Regions from separate parts of the Mus musculus genome. Here region 1 is linked to region 2. A link is a loop called in an ENCODE intact Hi-C map of the cell type or tissue named here. Cell type or tissue: heart. All regions are shown on one strand. Each heading gives the region's core, and the rest is flanking DNA. Links, peaks and the distances in the headings are about the cores only. Region 1 overlaps Gm29461 (predicted gene 29461). Region 2 overlaps Pam (peptidylglycine alpha-amidating monooxygenase).

The links. A loop is a pair of places that touch in the nucleus more often than their neighbours do. Peaks named below come from ENCODE experiments on the same cell type or tissue, not always from the same donor. Only the 100,000 strongest peaks of a DNase experiment are listed, where the experiment ranks them.
Region 1: a loop joins it to region 2, with 2.8 times the contacts of the local background. A loop is called at or near these places in 5 of 42 quality-filtered maps.

Annotation. Positions count from the first base shown.
Region 1 is chr1:98,173,741-98,184,383 of GRCm38, forward strand. Gm29461 (predicted gene 29461) reads left to right here. Exons shown (of 4, transcript NR_151613.1): 2 at 1,335-1,426. Among named protein-coding and RNA genes, the nearest start is that of Gm29461, 5.4 kb to the left of the region's middle. In heart, for the core only: a CTCF peak has its summit at 5,520 (motif pointing left); no DNase peak of the experiment used is centred there.
Region 2 is chr1:97,878,115-97,888,757 of GRCm38, forward strand. Pam (peptidylglycine alpha-amidating monooxygenase) reads right to left here. Exons shown (of 26, transcript NM_001357127.1): 13 at 7,488-7,672; 14 at 6,012-6,083. Among named protein-coding and RNA genes, the nearest start is that of Gm31771, 28 kb to the right of the region's middle. In heart, for the core only: a CTCF peak has its summit at 5,583 (motif pointing right); no DNase peak of the experiment used is centred there.

The DNA of each region.
Region 1 (10,643 bases), core at 1,240-9,239, 300 kb after region 2:
TGAGTGTTCGAGCAACTTGTTCTTATTCCAAACTACATTTCCCTACAAAATGTTTGAATTTGGCCTTTTGCACATTAAGAATTTGGCTTATTGGTAATTATTCTGTTACCTCATATTTAGAAAACCTAGTATTATGAATAAAACTAATTCGAGGCTGCAGAGCAAACATGGCTGTTCAAATACTTTTAAAATAATACCCTTTAGGACATATTTACTCCCATGGGTTTAAAAATTTGTCTCGATGAACTAAACAACAATAATTTGACAGTGACGCCATTATAAATCATGCACTTTAGTGTAATTCCCAGAGCTAGAGAAGCCAGGCCACTGTGATTGAAGCAGTGGATTGAATCTCTGCTGCCAGATGGCTGTTGAAATATAATGGGCTTATAGCTGTCAGCCACAGCTTGAGGCTTGAATGCAAAGGGTAAGCTAGCTTTTCAGTGATGGAAAATGGAAAGGTGGGTGGATACTTAAAATATTTGCATTGTTTTTTATTGGCTCATGAAGGGTAAAGGAAAATGTTATTCATGCATATTCTGCCTGGGATACTATTTTAGGGAAGGTTTGTACACATACGCCACACATCAGGATGCTATTGCTAGTTTTTGTATACACTGTCTTTGAAAAGAACCAGATCAGAATTCTTGAGCTGTTCACCCGGCTTTGTTCTGGTAGTTCATGAGAAACACACCCAATGAGAAAAGATTTCCATGACTTCCCCAGCTTTTTTAGTATGAGGTTTCTAAATTTTCTCTAATCACTGACCTCATTTTTCTGGTTACGCTGTATGTCACAATTGGTTTGGGGCAAAATTCCTTCAAATTTTCTATTCTGTGCCAGAATAGCCTTGAAACAATATAATTCTTGACGGGATGAAGCTGTTTCCGTGTTTCTGTAAGTTCTGTTAGAGAACGCATCTGGAGCCATTCAACCATGTGCAGTGTTTTAAAACGCCAGAATGAGGGTATCAGAAGAGCCCCTTGAGGAAGGAGAGATGACGTTTGCTGTGCTCTGCTAATATCAATTCCGGAAGAATATGTCTGGCAACACATTTATCCTGATAAACATGATGATAGGGAACAGTTTGTTTAAGCATCGGCTGAATGTATTTACTGATACATCTGTATATAGGCTGTCAGGCTGCATAAAAGAGGCCATAACAGAATACAGTTGCAGGCAGTGAGTTATATAATGAGATCAATCCAGTGAGAATCTGGCATCCAGACGCAGTTTTACTGACAGCGTGAAGAGTCAGCTTATCCACCCAAGTTAGGGATACATATATTTCCTTTTGGTCACTGTTCATGAAATCACATTGTTATCTCCTTCAGCTGTTCAATGAGCCTCTGGAGAGATGAAAGGCAAAAGAGAAAGGCCTCCGGCTAAAGACTTCATGGCTGGGAAACCCACAATTTTTATGCAGGTAAATTTCCTAAATAGAAGAGTACCACAGAATCTTAGGCCATTTGGAAATAAATATGCTGTTCCAACCCTGTGATATTTGCAAAACCCTATAGTATTGTAGCTCTCTTACTCATAAATATAGGATAGTAGTCTTTTAAAAGGCCTAGAAAAAAATCATCCCAATGAAGGTAATATTGAAAACTAGTGACGCAGGGATTACTGAAGTCAAAGTGAGTAGGTTTTCAATCACTTTAGTTTCACAAATTGACACTATTAAGGTTAATATATAGATGCCTGCCAGCACAGTTACCATTAAGAACCTATCAGTATTTCCATTATAAATCCCATTTTTCAGGGGTTAATAACTTGGTCATAAAAATTCACTGCAGGCTGAAATCAAGTCTTGAAAGGAAATAATTTTCCTTAATCCCAGCACAAGAGCTTGCTCATGTTCCAGAGACTAAGATGGCCTGATGTCAGCAGACATAGATTATGTGTATTGGAGTGTTCCAAAGAAACAAAATCAATAGGGTATATAGAAATATATATGAGGATATTCATTATGAATTTACTTCTAGATTCTGAAGGCTACATATTATATCTGCTGAAAGGGGGCCAGAAAAACCAACAATATAGTTTCAGTTCCAACTTCATACCTTAGACCAAGAGGAGAAAATGGGGACTGAATTTGGGTACTGAGAACCAGGAGCATGGATGCCCACAGCAAGGAATGGCAGATACTCTAGTTTAAGCAGGGAAGGGGACCTTCACCGTTTTCTCTAATTTTGGCCTCTAGGAATTAGATGACACCTTATCCACACTGGTTAGTGTGAACTCTGTAACTCAGTCTACCAACTCAAATGCTGATTATCTGTCTGGAATACCCTCAGAGATATATGCAGATACTTAGTTTTACCAGATAACCTGGCATCTTTAAGCCTGGTCAAGTTGACACTGAATGTTCATCATCAGATGCACAAACTCTTATCTAAAAATGTAGCACCAATCCTGCTCCTGTCGGGCATGGCAAGCATTATATCTGCTGTCATTTGTTTCTTGGTGTTTTCTTTTTATTATTTTTCTTTCCCTCTTTCTCATATTCCATTTTTTCTCTCTGTGTTTCTCAAATTCATTATTTTTTTTCCTGCATCATCATCTGGAGTGAAACTCACTTCTTCCCACATAATAAACATTTGAATATTTCTAAGTGGAGAAAAAGCAAACACTTCTATGTGTAAGGTCAAAGCTGTGTGTATGACTACATGGATATGCTTATTTTCCCTCTGTTACGATAATCTGTGCAACACGAAACTATAAATAGAAACACTGTGTGGTTATTTCTATATGTCAGTAAAGCTATAAGGTATAGTTCCAGTGTGGAAGCTGATTAAATTATATTCTTTTTTAGTAGCCAGAAGAATACTACAGACTTGTTCGATATTTACCATATCCACACTAAGCATTATAGTCTGCTTCCTGTTGCTGTGATAAACACCATGACCAAAAGCAACTCGGAGAGGAAAGGGGTTTATTTCAGCTTACAGGTTAGATGCTATGGTCAAGAGAACCCAAGGAAGAAACTCAAAGAAAAAGATTTAAAGTAACCAAGAAGGAAGGTTGCTTACTTGCGTTCTCCCTCTGACTTATTCTACTTCCTGTTGTATATGGCCCAGGCTTCCTGCTAGGGGAAGCACTACTCACAGTAGACTGCGGCCTTCTCTGTTGTCAATTAGCAATTAAGAGAATGCCTCACTGATTTGGTGGCAGGCCAATCTTAGATGGACAATTCTTCGGGTGACGTTCCCTTTTTCGAGGTGACTCTAGGTTTGTGTCAAGTTGGCAATTGAAGATAAGTATGTCAATAACTGTGGAATTATACTCATATGTAGATAGATAGATAGATAGATAGATAGATAGATAGATACATACATACATACATACATACATACATGTTGTATATTGTGATGGTTTATATATGCTTGGGCCAGGAAGTGGCACTATCAGGAGGTGTGGCCTTGTTGGAGTAGGTGTGTCACTATGGGTGTGGGATTAAATTCTCTAGTCCTTGCTGCTTGGAAGCCAGTACTCTGCTAGAAGCCTTCAAATGAAGATGTACAACTCTCAGCTCTACCTGTATCACACCTGCCTGGATACTGCTATGTTTCTGCCTTGATGATAATGGACTAAACCTCTGAACTTGTAAGTCAGCCCCAAGCATATAGAAACCATCATGTATGTCAACTCCTAGACATAGAAAGAATTTTAGGAGTACTTTTTCTTTTAAAATAAATCTTAAATTAAAATAGAATAACACCACATTCCCCTTCCCCATCCTTCATCCATATCAACCCCTCCTATGCCTTTTTACTTTCAAATTAGTAGTTTCTTTTCTTTTTGATTATTATTGTTACATAAATATGTATGTGTATACAAAGATATAGAAATTCAACCTATGGAGCCCATTTTTGTTGCCTGTGTGCATATGGTTTCAGGACTGACCACCACGTATTGGATAATCAGTAACAGGGCTCATCCCTGGGAGAAGCTAATTCTTGCTCTCCTAGAAGGTTCTCATCTGAAGGTGGAACTCCATGCTACATTTCCTTTATGACATTAATATTATTTATTAATATTGCCACTGTCCTGGTCTTGTTTATGCAGCCATTTCTAAAAGAGACGGTTTTACAGCCACGTACTGGTATTCTAGCTCTCAGGATCTTTCTCCCCTTTCTCCTGTGTTGTTCCCATGCAAGAATTTATATGATTAAAAATTGCATTACCGCCGGGTGTGGGGGCCCATGCCTTTAATCCCAGCACTTGGGAGGCAGAGGCAGGTGGATTTCTGCGTTCGAGGCCAACCTGGTCTACAAATTGAGTTCCAGGACAACCAGGGCTGTACAGAGAAACCCTGTTTCGAAAAAACAAAACAAAACAAAACAAAAAATTGCATTACCTACAACATTTAAAATAAAGTCCAATATTTTAAAGAGTTCATTGAGAATATTTTGGTGGGTAAAGGCTATTTTACTTTTTAACCGATTTTCTTTTCTTTTCTTTTCTTTTCTTTTCTTTTCTTTTCTTTCCTTTTCTTGTCTTCTTCTGCAATTTTTCAGTACTTAAAGTTCTACTTCTGTGTTTGCTGTGTGAGAGGGAGTGTCAACCTCTGCATCATTGATTAGTAAACTTACTAGTCAAAGTATTAGGGAGCTGCTTTTCAGGAGAGCTTATATAGACTGAATGAAAGAGAGAGATATTTTTCACTGTGAGAAAGGAGAGCAGAACAACCTGAATCACTGTGGGACATTTCAGTGAGTTCCTTGGACAATTAGGGATTGATGCCACATGTCTTCGGGAGCATACACGTTCTAAGTTCTTCCTTCATCTTCCTATTGGTGTGCTGAAGGTTTTGAATTATGTATCCTATGTGTGTGGTGCGCTGTGGGGGGGGGGGGGCGGGGACGCGCATGCTTGCGCGCGTACGTGTGCAGAAGTAGATGTTGCGTGTCTTTCTCCGTTACTCTCCACCTTATGCTTCGAGATAGGAGCTCTCACTGAACACTGAGCTCACTTATTCTGCTAAGTGACTCACCCTCAGCTCTAGGGTTTCTCTTGTCTCTGCCTTTCCAGGCCTGGGATCACAGGTATTTTTTTCTGCAGGGATTGGAGTTTAACCCTTGTGCTTGTACAGCAAGGACTTTGTGACACCTCCTAGCCTGTGACCTGTGCATTGCTGGCATCTCCTAGTACTTAGTCATAACTTAGGATTTCCTTTTTGAGATGGCCTAGTCGGCCATCACTGGAAAGAGAGGCCCATTGGACACACAAACTTTATATGCCTCAGTACAGGGGAACGCCAGGGCCAAAAACATGGGAATGGGTGGGTAGGGAAGTGGGTGGGGGGAGGGTATGGGGGACTTTTGGGATAGCATTGGAAATGTAATTGAGAAAAATACATAATAAAAATATTAAAAATTTAAAAAAAAGATTTCCTTTTTGGCCTGTGTGATATAGCCATACTTAGTGTTGGTCTGATAGTTTACTTTCTAGCTACCCCTCCCATGTTCCTCAAGGGGCAGTTAGTGAGGTATCCAATGTGCCATGCTGCCCCCTACTGGTAAGAGAGGCTGTTACAATTGGGGCACAACCTCAGATTGTTAACATTATCTACATTTGAGCTTATGAGAACTTGCCATGAATTCCTTTTTAATACAAAATAAATAGTGTGCAATAATTCTTTTACCTTACCATTTAGTTTGGGTTTTGAAATTCTTCCGTTTGTTTTCCTTCGAGAATTTATAAGGCGTAGCTTCATTTTCTCATGGTCTTTCTCTAAAAGCACAAAACACATTTTCCTACCCATGGTTTTTAGAAGAATTGTGGCAACATTTTCTTTCTCTTTACACTTACACTAAGAAAAAATTGATTCTTTATGGTTTCAAACACGAGATTTTTGTCTCTAAATTGAAAACATATTAAGTGTACGTGTGTGTGATAACTAGAGTATTGGTTCTCACTCTTTTGAAGGCTAGCCATGACAGATTAGGGCTCTACTGGTTGGTTTCTGATAATGCTTGTCTTTCTGCTTTTCAGATTTTCTCACATGATGACATGGTGGGAGGCGAGGAGAGGAGAGGAGAGGAGAGGGGAGAGAGAGGGAGAGAGGGAGAGAGAGAGAGAGAGAGAGAGAGAGAGAGAGAGAGAGAGAGAAATATTTCTTTGTCTTTTCCAGTTATAAGAACATCAGCCCTGTTGGCATTGAGCCCCAACCTTATTACTCCATTTACATCTTGTCACCTTCCTTTGGTCTCTATCTCCAAATAAAATCATGGCAGAGATCAGAGCTCTTCAGGAACACAACATCTTATCTGTAATGGAAATAATAATATGCACATTTCAATAATCTTAGTTTTTTCAATTACCTGCTTGAACTATTCTTTTTAGAAGCCTAGATACATTGGGTTAAAATTAATCTGACACTAATATTAGAATGATAAGGTATGGTCAAAACACAGCTGAGAAAATCGATCTAAATCCCAATGGATGGATGGGTAGATAAATAGATAGATATTAATATGCTATTTTTCATTACAAAACAAGTTGTAGGGTGTAGCCAGAGAAAGCCCCTAAGAAGAATTTGTGTTTAGTCTCCTCCTGAAAGGTGTTCAGGTTTTTACAAACTTTAGAGTGTAAGGTGAAGAATAGTTTACCACCAGGGAGACACAGACTTACATAAAACATGCATTACAGTTTAAGGAGCTGAGCCCGTGTGTCAGAGAGGACATTTAAAGATTTTCTACAACCAAGTGCTATTGTTCAGTATTCCCTAAGTATCCACAGAATGCTGGTCTAGAATACAGAGCACACGTGTGGCCTTTGTTCTTTCTAAGTCTGCAATCAAAGACTGAAAGTGCTTAGGTCTGACAGCTTGGCACTTTCAGAATTTCCCTAAATCACATCGTACTTTTCCAGTGGGCTGTCATGCTGACTAAAGCAGTGGGTTATGCGATTTGGGCTGAAGCCGCCACAAACAGGCATTGATGTGCAGTTGAAACAAAAGCAAAACAAAACTCTCCCTCCCTTTGTTTCGTTCTTTCTTTGAATGCCTGGTGGGGACAGAATAATTTCAGAGCATCTGCTGGAGCCTCTAGCCATTGCAGAGTATAAGGTGTTAGAAACAACCGATTTGAAATCTGTGATATCAAATACTTTTTGTTGCTTTCTTTGAGTTTCCTTAAACAATTTCTTCCTTCCTTCCTTCCTTCCTTCCTTCCTTTCTTTCTTTCTTTCTTTCTTTCTTTCTTTCTTTCTTTCTTTCTTTCTTTCTTTCTTTCTCTCTCTCTCTCTTTTCTTTCTTCCTTCCATCCTTTCTTTCTATCTCTCTTTTTTCTTTCTTTCTTACTCCCTCTCTCTTTCTTTTTTCTTTCTCCCTCTCTCTCTTTCTTTTTTCTTTCTCCCTCCCTCCCTCCCTCTCTTTCTTTCTTTCTTTCTTTCTTTCTTTCTTTCTTTCTTTCTTTCTTTCTTTCTTTCTTTCTTCCTCTACTTCCTTCCTTCTTTCCTCCCTCCCTCTCTCTCTCCTTCCTTCCTTTCTTCCTTTGTTCCTTATTTCCTTCCTTCCTTTCCTCTTTCCTTTCTATTTCCTTTCTTCATTTAAACTGTGGTGAAAGCAGACCTAGAAACACAATTTCATAGTTATGGGTATGAATGTTAAAGACACGGCTCTCCCTATACATAATCTCATCCCACCCCGTGAAGTGGCCATGTTCCTAATGATACCATGTCCAGTTATATAAATGTCCTGCTTTGATGAATGTCCCTATGCCCTCAAGTGAAACTGGGATCCATACCATCATCACATGAAAGATACACAGCTATAAGCCTATCCTTTAGGAGCCTGAATCAGAAGGATTGCCTGGAGTTTGAAGCGAGTCTGGAAAACAGAGTGAGTTACAGACACACCTGGACTCTAGAGTGATACCTGTGTCTAAAATGATAATAATGTGACTGCAATGCATTCATATAAGAGAATATGATCATATATTTCTCTTTTTTGTGCAGTTTCTGGTCCAAAAGGGGAAAAAGTATAGCTGTTGAATGTGTCTTTATCTTTTATCTAGAGATAATTTTTTTCCCTTGATGATCTGTTTGGAGCTTGAGTGGACTCTTCTGCACTTCCTCTTGAGCTCTCTCCACCACACTCTCCCATCAATCACAAGAAAATGTGCCTGTTCCTAGTCCTCAGAAACCTGGTATTAATAAAGTGTGGTGTTATCTCTACTCAGGGGATGCATGGTTTTGGATTTATGTATAATTATAGAATAAAGTCTTTATTTCTTTTTTTAAAAGAAACATTAAACATGAGCATAGAAAACAACTGCTTTCAAAGTCAGAGGGACTTTCCATTGCTGTTGAAATCATGGAGAAGACCACTTATCTTCTTTGAGAAGATTAGTATTCAAACTGTTTATGTAACTTTAGAAGTAGAACTATAAGAAAAGAATGTGTCTGTATAGTATTTAGGAGGTCAAAACGGTCAAACTAACATTTCCTGGTAGTTTCTTATATGTCAGGCAGCATGAAAGTGCTTTTACATTTCCTTAGCTCATGCTAAACTTGCCAGCAATGCTATTTACCATATAAGAAATAAAGCCTTAGAGGGTATACTGACTAGGTTTGTGTCAACTTGACACAGGCTGGTGTTATCACAAGAAAGGAGCTTCAGTTGGGGAAATGCCTCCGATAGATCCAGCTGTAAGACGTTTTCTCAGTTAGTGATCAAGGGGGGAGGTCCCCTTGTGGGTGCTGCCATCTCTGGGCTGGTAGTCTTGGTTCTATAAGAGAGTAGGCTGAGCAAGCCAGGGGAAGCAAGCCAGTAAGGAACATCCCTCCATGGCCTCTGCATTAGCTCCTGCTTTCTGACCTGCTTGAGTTTCAGTCCTGACTTCCCTTGATGATGAACAGCAGTATGGAAGTGAACACTGAATAAACCCTTTCCTCCCCAATTTGTTTCGTGGTCATGATGTTTGTGCAGGAATAGAAACCCTGACTAAGACAGAGGGTAAAGATCTCCAAAACCCTCTTAGCTAGCAAATGACGAAGACTGGTCTCTCTGACTTGAGTGTTTATCACATTGTACAGTGCTGAGAGCAGTTGTCAACATGCATTTGGAGGTCTGATTGCATCTATTCTATTCAAAACTTGCTATGAACATTCTGAATTAAAGTGTCCACCTCATGAGTGCTTTGTAACTTTGTTGGGTTTTAGAAAGTAGAATGAAGATAGATCGCCTTTAGAAATATCTTTTTTTTGTTTTGTTTTAATTTTTTTTAATTTTTATTTTTTTAAATATTTTTTATTACATATTTTCCTCAATTACATTTCCAATGCTATCACAAAAGTCCCCCATACCCCCCCCCCTTCCCTACCCGCCCATTCCCATTTTTTTGGCCCTGGCGTTCCCCTGTACTGGGGCATATACAGTTTGTGTGTCCAATGGGCCTCTCTTTCCAGTGATGGCCGACTAGGCCATCTTTTGATACATATGCAGCTAGAGTCAAGAGCTCCGGGGTACTGGTTAGTTCATAATGTTGTTCCACCTATAGGGTTGCATATGGACCTGGAGGGCATCATCCTGAGTGAGGTAACACATTCACAAAGGAACTCACACAATATGTACTCACTGATAAGTGGATATTAGCCCAAAACCTAGGATACCCAAGATATAAGATACAATTTGCTAAACACATGAAACTCAAGAAGAATGAAGACTGAAGTGTAGACACTATGCCCCTCCTTAGAATTGGGAACAAAACACCCATGGAAGGAGTTACAGAGACAAAGTTTGGAGCTGAGACGACAGAATGGACCATCTAGAGACTGCCATATCCAGGGATCCACCCCATAATCAGCTTCCAAACGCAGACACCATTGCATACACTAGCAAGATTTTATCAAAAGGACCCAGATGTAGCTGTCTCTTGTGAGACTAGAAATATCTTTATTCATGAATGTGTTCAAAATGTTCAGTATAAGGGATGAAAAGGTTATTAGAGCAGAAAGGATATCTAAGAACTGCCTCACACCTAGCTGGCATATGTTACTCTTCAACTAGCTTCTGAATATGAACACTTCTGCATTATTTGAGAATCAGTCAGATGAAGTGGAGCCACATGATTTTATTGTTAAGCTGAACAGTCAGGACACTTATAGACACTAACAAGTTGAAAGTATGGATGTCACATTGCTTTATACCTAGAACATGTGGTTTGTCTGTTAGGGTTAATGAGGGTGATTTTCTATTTACACTGGATTAGATTATTTTATAGTTTTACTTAAGATTGTAATATAATATTTTACTGAAATGCATAAGTCCTGTTTTATTTCATTGAGAAAGAAAGAGAAAATTGGGTGGTGAATAGAAGCTCTTTAATAACAGTTCGAAAGATACTAACTGACTTAGTGGCTTGTGAGGCAGGATTTTTTTTAAGGGAAACATGCAGATTATTTTAGGATGTAAACGATACACATTCCTGAGTACCATAGTGCAAGGAATGCAAACAAATCATATTTAACTGAACAAATATAGCAGATATCGCATTGAATCAAATCTCTCTGTATGAATTAGGACTAACTTGAAATACTAATTGTGTGTGTGTGTGTGTGTGTGTGCGCGCGCGCATGTGCGTGCGTGCATGTGCATACACACACATACACCCACTAGACATACTATTTTGTCTTCC
Region 2 (10,643 bases), core at 1,224-9,223:
CTAAAATAAATGAAAGGGCATGGAAGGGAGAGGAAGGGGGAGGGGGGAGAAAGACCCCATGTTGTGGTTCACACCTGAAATCCTAGCACTCAGCAGGTGGAGGCTGGGGGATTACTGGTCTAGATCAGCATGTGCTACATATATTTCAGGCCATTCTGGAGCTACAGAATGACATCTGTCTGAAAAAAAAAACATGAAAGAGGCAAAATGGGGAAAAAAGAGAATAAAACAATAAATTTGCTATATGAGGTTTTTTTTTTTTTAAGTAAAAATAATTGGATAAAAAATCCTAACTGCCTTTAACATTCAGAGAATGTAAAATCTGGCTAAGGACCTCTGTAATTTTTTAGTATGTCAATGACCATTTATCAGAGGAGTCACTAGAGTTAATTATAAGTAGCTGACAGCTCCCAAGACTGCTCCATGATTTCTATGGTATACAAAGAGAATTTGTAGTTCATTGGCAATTTAAGCACTGACAAGATATGCCAAGTAACCAAGCAAATAATAACATGTTAGATATTTAATTAATGAGAAGGATATTTGGAATGGAAAAAGAAGGCATTTCTTTTATAAAGGTAGTTTAATATTTTGCTTTGTGATTCTGTCATACTGACTCCCTGTGGGTTAAATTTGATTTGGTTTATTGATTGTTTACTTGTGATTAACTCCCAATATTTATTCCCTAGCTGCACAGAAATAAACATGAGATCATGATGTCCAGCTCACAAGTAAAAGGAATCTTATTAAAGGAGATATTTGAGACATATCAAACAGGAGGCTTTTGTGATTTCTATGCATGCAGATCTATACGGGAAGGCACAGCCATGTGATAAATGATCATTCACATCTGACTATTTTGTTATTAGGGAACCAATTCCAAATAGCATTCAGTCAGCTTCCCAGAGGCTTGGAGGCATTTAGAATTGTATTTGATAGATGAGTTCAATAAATAAAGACTCGTGCATAGCTCATCAATCAAAACAAACCGATACATTTTAGCAAATGAGACCACATACAGGAGCTGTATTGTATTTAACATCGGGCCAAATGGTGTTGAGAGTTCTTGGAATCAGCTAAGATGATATTAAAATCACGTGTACTTTGTAAGGAGATCAAAGGAACGACTTATTCTGAACAAGGCAAAGAAATATACATTTCAGCCACCACATCTGGGTGCCTCTCAGTCCTACACACTTTATCAGATCTTTCTTCAGGAAGCTCTGCAGTCTAAAAGTCTGTCCGGCTTTTAACTTGCAACTCTGTTCCTTGATTTTTGCTTATTTGATAAAATGTGACAATGGTAATTCATTTTTTGTTAGCATGAAACCACTGCAGGACGATTCTGTGTCACAGGTGTCTGATGACCTTTAACTGGCTGGGGTCATGGTGTGCTTTCCCTCTACAAATTGTAGTTTTGTCAAACTCTCCCTGCCTTGGGATCACAGCGGCTCATTCTGGCCTTTGCGTGGGAGGATTGATTACATGAGGGCAAAGACTCCAATGACGAGAGTTTGAAGCAAACCGAATAAAACGTGTCTGCGGTCCTTTCTGCAGAAAAATACATGCTGTCCAGAGGAAAATGCATCATTGTGAAGAAGTGCTGGGACCGTACATCTGAGCTTTCATCTCTGTCTCAAGTGGTGGAAAGCAACGAGCCACACCACTACAAGCAACAGATATTTCTGAGTGACATCGTGTACTCTGAATTTTAAGGAGAGCAATACCGAATTCCAAAACTTCTAAATATACTTATATAGATTCTTGCTTGAGGCAGGTAAGCGTTCGTGCCTAAATAATGTTGACAGAAACCTTAGGCAGTACCTCTGGTACAGCAAACAACTGTAAGATGAACCAGGAAAACCTTAGAAAGCATGCATTAGATTTCCAAAAGTGTCAGCTGCGACATGTGAGAGGTCTCAGAGTGTGGGCACATCTGCTCGGAAGATCTCAACATTGCTTCCTTTCAGACAGCTGGCTAGTTCTCATTCCCTTAACCCACAGTCAGTGGAAGTGGATTCACACATCTGTAATGGCTCACTTTTAAATGTGTTGTATTTATTGCACCAGTTCACTTATTACTGTACTTACTCAATACAGGTAATCATTCACAGTTGATTGCATTCACATATGTATGCAATTCCTCATTTACGGTAATTTTAAGGTGTGGTGATATTTCTGTCTTCATGTATGGGGACACATGTAATTAATTTATTCACATGTAAGCTAATCTAGAGAGAAATAAGATATCTAAAAGCCAATGGGAGTATAATCTAATTATACAGCCATTAAAAATGACTTCTGTAGGTTGGGTATGCACCTTAGTAGTTAATACTTACCTAGCAATACCTGAGTTTGATTCTCAGAATTGAAGGATAATTCTGTCTTACCAAAAGATTTTATTATTTTAGGAAATATGCAAGATAAAATAGTTTTTAAAAGAATATAAAATTATATATATTGTAATCTAATATAAATATTGTCACTATAACATATATGAATATATATTTAAACTCTATGTGTAATATATATTTTACATACAGGCATGTCTTTGTAATACCAATATTTTGTTTATTTATAGTTTGTATAGTTTTCATCTATAATGAACATTATTTAAAAACTCAAAGTAACCATTATTAAAAAATAACCCTGTAGTCTTGTTAAGATGTTTTCAACTGTTGTGTTGTCTAAAACAATTTGAGGAGAAAAACCTTTATGTAAGAGCGACTCCTTGGTGTCTCAGAAATGACAGCGTTTGAGACAAAGCCTGCGGTACATCAGTAAAAGGCGCTGTGGAAAGCCAGTGTGCTAAGAATAAGCACACCAACCACACCACACAGCTTCACATGACTCAATGTCAACTGATTTTCAGTCAAGATTAATGTTCTGGGAGCAAAGTTAATAGTTACCATTTTTAGGGAAAAAGATTTCAAAGAAAAGAAACAAAGTATATGAACCCATGTTAAAAGGCTTGTTAAATTCAATCAGATTGGCTAATCTAGAAAACCTTCAAGCCCTAGGGATCTTTCTGTCTCCACACATTCAGTGCCAGGACTACAAATGCCCGCATGCCCGCACACCCACTTTCATGTGGGTGCTGGGATCTGAATTCAGATCTCCACTCATGTTTGCAATAGGAAGAACTTTACCCACTGAGCCATCTCCCCAGTCCCTGTAGCTAAATATATTTTTTACTTCAGTTAATAGAATATGAGCATTTTCCATGTATTTTATCTTAGTAAAGTTTATCCTTTTAAAAGACATACTGTTTACTACATATTATGTCCTTTCTCTGCCTATCAGCTTTCCAGTGAATGCTGCATACATACATTCCATATGGTGGTTTATGGGTAGATAGTATTATTACTAGTTTATGTATATGTGTGTACACATGTGTATATATCTGAGTATATTCTTGTGTACATACATTGGATCATCTATATTATTTGCATAAGAACCTGTATTTGGTGGTCAGTACAAGGCTTGCCTTCGCACACAGGTCCCTGATGTTATAGGTCATTGTTTTCTTGTTTCATGACTTGTTTCTTCTCCTTACCAGATTTGGAAACTTTCTGTGGAACTAATGTAGATGATATCTGTTGGTTTGTGGCTAGCACTGCAGAAATGATTTAGGTCTATTTTTTGTTGAAGGTTAAAACATTCAAAGAGTTAATGCAATTTGGGGGAATGCATGAGCACAAATTCAGCCTGAACAACAAAATAAAGTCATGGGTTAATTTTAAGGGTTTACTTTAAAACTTATGACACATGGAGTCATTTGTTTGAATAATTACAGTCCTCTTACTAGCTATTTGGTCAGCACAGCTTCCTGGGGAATGAAATAAATAGGTATTTTGTGCAAACAAATGTCTCTTTGAAGAATGGGCTGTTCTCTCATTAATGAGTAGATTTAGCCTGTGCACTGTAAAGAAATAGATTGATCTCATTAGTACATCAGATAGTCTGTGTGAATGCGCATATTTTCTGTGTCTTCACTTAAATATTCAGCCGATGGTCTCCAGTGACCAGCAGTGACCACAGAGACTACAGTGGCCATTGGCATGGCTCTGCAGGCCACTACTTCACAGAACACTGGAGGGGATAATGGATATACTCCTTCAACATGTGAGCACCAGAGCTTATTTTCTGCAGCTGACTCCGAGTAATATTTCTTTCCAAGTTATATTACTTTCCTTACAGTGTTTTTTGACTATAAGCAGAAGAATACACAGTAGGACAGTTCTTCTCTTGACTTCACAAGAGTCTGGGTCCATTTGGCAGCATATGGTGGTAAGGCATTTTAACGGACAACAGTGTGCATATTTGACACTCCCTAGATCCCGGTGATTAGAAATAAGATCGATTTGCTCATAAGGTCTTTAAGATTTTAGTATTGATCAACTAACTAATATCAAAAGGAAAGGACAATCCTGCCTCAGTTTACATATCTGCAAATGATGGTCATGTCCGACATATTTACATGTATGTTAGCTTTGGTGAATGAGTTTGAAGACTGCTCAAGTTATTTCAAAGACATAAACTCAAATTGTCCAGCGTCAAAATAATTAATTGTAGATCTGGACAAATTTCAGCATAGTTAGAGTAAACTCTGTAATACTATCTGTAATTAGGTGGTTATTCCTGAGTTGCTAACAAATAGATCAACAGAATCCATAAAGTTAGCTATTATTCCTTGTGTGTGTGTGTGTAGGGGGGAGTGATGGAAGGAGGCAGTGATTGGGATTAAAAACAACCAGACATACAGATTTTTTTTTTTAGGACAGTTATCTCCCTGGTTTTGAGTTAACACATAAATAGAAATATCTTAAACTTTATTTTCTTTTAATACTTTATTTTAATACAATATTTCCTTTTTGTATGTGTGTGTGTGATGTTTATGTATGTATGTGTGTTTGCATTTGTGTGTATGGGCACACATGTGTGCATGCCTCTGTGTGTGTGTGTAGGCTTGAGTTTAATGCAGGTATCCTCTTCAGTTGATCTCTATTTTATTTACTGATGTAAATTTTGGTGTTATTGTTGTTTGTTTGTTTTCTGAACTAAGAGCGCAGCCATTTGGCTACTCTCCATAGTCAGTTTGAGCAGGTGACCCCTTGTCTTGGATTTTCAAGCTCTGAGATTACAGACAGGCCACCATGTCTGGCTGCCTTCTTTGAAAGTGGTGGAGATGTGAACTCTGCCCTCAGGCTTATTCAACAAGCACCTTTCCCACTGAGCTATATTCTTGGTTCAAACTCCCCCACACCATGACTAGAAAACATCCATTTCTCTTTGTCTTAAACTGCCATGTCTCTGTATAAATATTAAGCTAATGTTTAGACGTGTATCATATTTAGGCAGCAATGACTTAATACTCTAATACCTGACACAAAACAGTATTTTCCAAAGAACTGGTAAGGGACTAAAATTCTGGAGTGGACTTTCTCACTGCCAGCGCATGTGGTTTATGGCGCTATAGCTTCGAATAGTCCTAATACACAGAACACAGGGAAAAGGATGCCATCTTAACTCGTCAGATGGCAATATAACAGGAGCCTATGAAGCCACAGCAGTAGTCCATCCTGTCCAGCTGAGGGCAGAGAAGAGGCAGGTTGAATTCTCAAGTTCTTTTGGCTTGAAACTCTCATATCGTTAATAACCTAAGAGTTTAAATGGAGACGTTCACTAGATTTCAGAAGCAGTGTGATGCTTGTTTCTCACGGTTTAATTTGCAATTCTACAAACTGTATGGAAAAACTGCAATAGCAAACAAACTGAAGCAAAGGCAGAAAAAAAGCCAAATGGGACTCAATTACACTAGTGAATCTTGCTTTTATGGTTAAGTGTGATAAATGGCCACTTATTTATAAATTAATTATGTACCATATAAGAACAGTGAAGATATGGTCTGAGGCTGAAATAGTGACCTAAACTATCTTATCCCGTCATAACTTGGCTGCCTATTTGGATAAGGAATCCTTTATGGGCTAGTTAGAGAGGTAGGAGCTTACCCTGCTCGAAGGCTTCCTCCTCTCCCTGCTTTGGCTGCTGTATTAAAGCACTCTTTTCTTTGTTTTCTGTTTCTGTAAAGATCAAAGAAGTTGATCATGAACTATCAGAATATAGTACAGACTTTACTAGTTTACTGGGATTCTACCATCAAAACAATAGTTTTAGCATTATTCAGGACCTTATGTTCATTACACTGGTTACTCTCATTCTCCATCTCCCACCCACAGCACAACCATCCGTCTTGTTACATAACCCACGCCAAATAATCTTTTTTTAGTAACACATAAATTACATTTAAAAATGTTTCAACAAAGTACTCATATTTATTTTTAAAATCTACATAACCATATTTAAGGCATTTAAAAAATATAAACTTCTATTCTCTAAATATATTAGCATCATAGTCAACAACCTGATTACCAGTCGCTGTGGCATTTCATGGTGAAATTTACAAAACTCCGTAAAGCCTGAGCCAACTTCATGCTGTATCAGTGTGAAACTACAGGAATGACAGTCAAGTGTGACCATTCTGCAGATGAGCAAAAAGCTAAAGCACGGACGTAAAAATCAAACCTCAAGAGCAAAGGCAAGGAATGCCAAGAATTATCTTTCACTTGAAAAGGCACACTATGCGGATATGGCTGCAGACATAACCATCTGGAGTGTGCTACAATTTATAAGTCATGGATGTCATTTCCGCCTAAGGAATGAGTGAGGTAAGAAAAGTACAAACAAACAGGAATTATATGAAGAAAGACTTACATTGGTGGGATTGGTCACAAAACTAACAGTCTTTTTGTCACTCGCTGGGATTTGATGTGTATGTGTGTGTGTTTGTGTATGCATGAATTTGTTTATCCATGTGGGTGCTTGCTTGCATATTTGCTACATTTGTGTAAGTGGTATACACATACATATATGTGTGTGCATGAGTTGAGTGTCTATTTGTACGTGAAAACTGTGTGTGTATTATGCACTGTAAATGCGTGCATATATTTGTGTGTGTGTGTATGTTGATGTTTTTACACATGAGTGTGCATGTTTGTGGAGGCAAGATGTCAATGCTGGATGTTCAGACAGCGTCTTTTATTGAATCAGGAGCTCACTCACGGATTGGGTTGTGCTGGGTAGTCAGGAGCGCATTGGAACCTGCCTTTCTCTGTCTTCCTACTGTGGGATTACAGATGTGCACCACTGTGTCTCGCTTTTGTACACTAGTGATGGGGATCTGAGCCCAGGGCATCATGATTTAGTGCCAAGCACTGTATCAACTGAGCCTTCTTTTACTGTTTTGATGGAAAAATGTCAGGGAGTGGAGATTGTATATGAAAGAGAGGGAAGAAATATATGTGTGCATATGTGATTGGTTAAGGAAGCTAAAACATAATTGATTAATCATGTAGTTATGGGAGACACAAAAAGGCAAATACAGAGCAGAAAACCATCTGGTACTCTGAGTTAAACATCCAACTCACCTTTGTGATGCCCATGGATCATAACCATGTCGGATTTTACAGGAATTGGAATATTGGCCTCTTCTGGGATAGTTCTGAACATATCTGGAGCCACATTCTGTGTACAGGTCATGAAGGAAACTGCATGCTTGGCTTCCATGTAATACATAATGTACAAGTTGCACATTTCATCACTAGATGTGCCGCTGTAGGGAGAGGAAAGTAGACAGGACATCGAAAGTGCTCGTAGCAAACCCTTCCTTAATGCAAGAAATTGCACCCTGTAAGTCTGCCCATAGTGGACTCAGTAGAGAAGAACTGCATCTAGTTTATATTTCTCATTAAAACCTATCACAGTCTCCAACATCAAAGATGTATTTCCATCCAACACTGAAGTATTGGTGTCTGGTTATTCTGTGGACATCACCCAGGATCACAGATAAAAAAATGATACTTAAGTAGTTCAGAGATACAGGTTTCCCCATTAATCCTTTTGTTCTTTATTTACCTACTGTGTTATAAAACCTACACATAAATAATTCCATTTTTAAAATTACAGCATTTGCTTAGTGATGGCGTGATGGTTTGTTCCAGTTACCAACTTGGAACAATTTAGAATCATCTGGTGTTCCAGTTTCATCTCTGTTGCTCTCAAGAGAACTCCCTGACCAAAAGCTGAAAAGGGGAGGAGATGGTATATTTCAGCTTACAGGTTATAGGATGTATATTTCAGCTTACAGGTTATAGGATGTCAGGTCAGAAGCTCCAGGAGGAACTTAAAACAGACATGATGCAGGGGCACTAGCTGGTGTCTCAAGCTTAGCTTTCTTATAAGCTCAGGGCCACCAGCTTAGATTTAGTGTCCTGTACAGTATGCTGGACTCTTCTGCATCAACTAGGAATGAAGACAATTTCCTAAAGGCAAGACACGAGACTAATCAGATCTGGGTGATCATTCAGTTGAGTCTCCACTCTGAGATGACTGTAGCCTGTGCCATGGGGATACTAAGAGCTGTAGGCCATCTGAGAAAGGTGTTTCAGTGAGAATGATCTAGATGAGATTCACCTGTCAGCTTGGCTGTGAGTGACTGGTTGATTTCTTTAATTGATGTGGGAAGAACTGGTCTAATAGTGGTGGCACCATTCCCTGGGGTCCGGTCCTAGGTGTGCGGAGCCCAGATGCATGCACGATGCATGCATCTTTGCTCTTGACTATGGATGTCACAACTGCTTTGATTTCCAACTGCCCTTCCTTCTCTGAAAAGATGGTCTGTAACTTTCAATTATGAGCTAATGAACCCTTTCTTCCCTAAGCTGTTGTTTTTTTTTTTAAACCAGGGTATATTATCAATCTATCAGTATCAAAAGGAGGACAGATGGTAAAATTTAATATACGCTAATAGGAATCTCATGTATTACGTATAAGCACACTTACTGCCCAGAGCCTAGAAACTTGTTTGGGATTCCCTGCCTTCTTTTTATAGTCATGTGACTCCTAAAGCATCATAAGTATATCCCTGATATCTGACAGTGGGACTGGAGCTAGGTAGTAAGGAACAGAAGAATGGTGAGCATTCTTCTACTCTGAGATGACTATAGCCAGTGAATATGAGTGAATATTCCCAGTGAATATGAGTAACCTTTTCTAAGGAATACACATCCTACCCAGGTAGTACTGTACAGCTGACAGATAACGCTAAGTATAGATGTTTAAAACAGTGAAACAGCTGGTTCCAAGAAAACAGTTCCAGGTAATAGGAATAACACCAGATCCTTTACAAAGCATGTTTTCCTTCTCACTCAACACAGACTACCAGGTATCTAAGTCTCTCTGTGGTAATTAAGGCTTTCTATCCACCCACTTGAGAAGGCTTGCATAGCAAGTTAATTCTGGATAAAGAACATTCCCTTTCGGTTATTAGTTGTAACCATTTTTAGCAAGCCTAATCAAAAAAGCAGCCTTCTAACGTAGACTGTTTGCTCTGGAGAAATTCATCAGGGTTAGTTTTTCCAGCAGCGTCATGAAGCAATCAATTCTTTTCCATAGCAACATAGATGACATCAGCAAGAAAAGGGAAAAAAATATTTTCCAAATCAGATGTGATTCCTGTAAGCTGTGAAAATGTGTGGTTCCCGTGAGACCTCGGGAATGAGCTCTCGCAATGAGGACAAGTTCTGCGGATGCTTCGGAAATCATTTGGCTTCTTACTGCAAATCTGATATATGTCATTTTAACAGCCTTTTCCACGCAATAAAAGCAAATCGTGAAGTGAAGCAACCCCAAGCCAACACCTGCTCACTGTGTATTTCTTCATGGTGTCAAAACACCATCCAAAATTATCTTTGAACAGTTTTAGAGCTGGTCAGAAAATTATGTGCTCTGAGAGGAATGGGTGGTGGCATAAGAAAAGGACATGGAAGAAGGGAGCTTCTTTTGGTTTTAGCCTGCATGCTCTCTCTTGTAGGCAGGTTCATCTATGATTCTGTCACTGGTATTAGAGACTATTCTTTGAGAGTCAAAGGGATACGGAGAACAAACAGAAACATCCAGCCTTGTAGCATGAACATCTCTCACTTTCTTGGACTTTTCATCAGCAGACAGACATTGGTGGACTAGACAGACCACAGTCTGTAAGCCTTTGCAATAAATTCCCTTTCAATATACATAGATTCATTCTACCAGTTTGATTCCTCTAGAGAACTCTGACTAATATAAGACCCATAACCCCTAGTGAAATGGACACAAATCTCCCAACAACATCAACCTACCAACCAACCAAAGAAACAAAAGCCAGAGCCAGGTGGATCCAGAAGAGAATTCTGTAAGACCTTCACAGCAAAGTAATGCTAATATTCCTCAATATTCCACAAAATGAAAATTGAAGGCATATTGCCTAATTCTTTTTATGAAGCCACTATTATCCTGATGACAAAACCACACAAAGAGGCAACTAAAATAATCAATCATATTTGCTAATATTTGTTATGAAAATAAATGTAAAAATTCTCAATAAAATACATATAAATCAAATTCTACGCATCAAAATGATTATCCACTATGATCAAGTTGGCTTTAACCCAGAGATATAGGGATGGTTTAACACAGGTAAATCTATAAATGTAATCCACCATATAAACATACTGAAACAAACAAAAATGCACTGTTATTAGATGCAG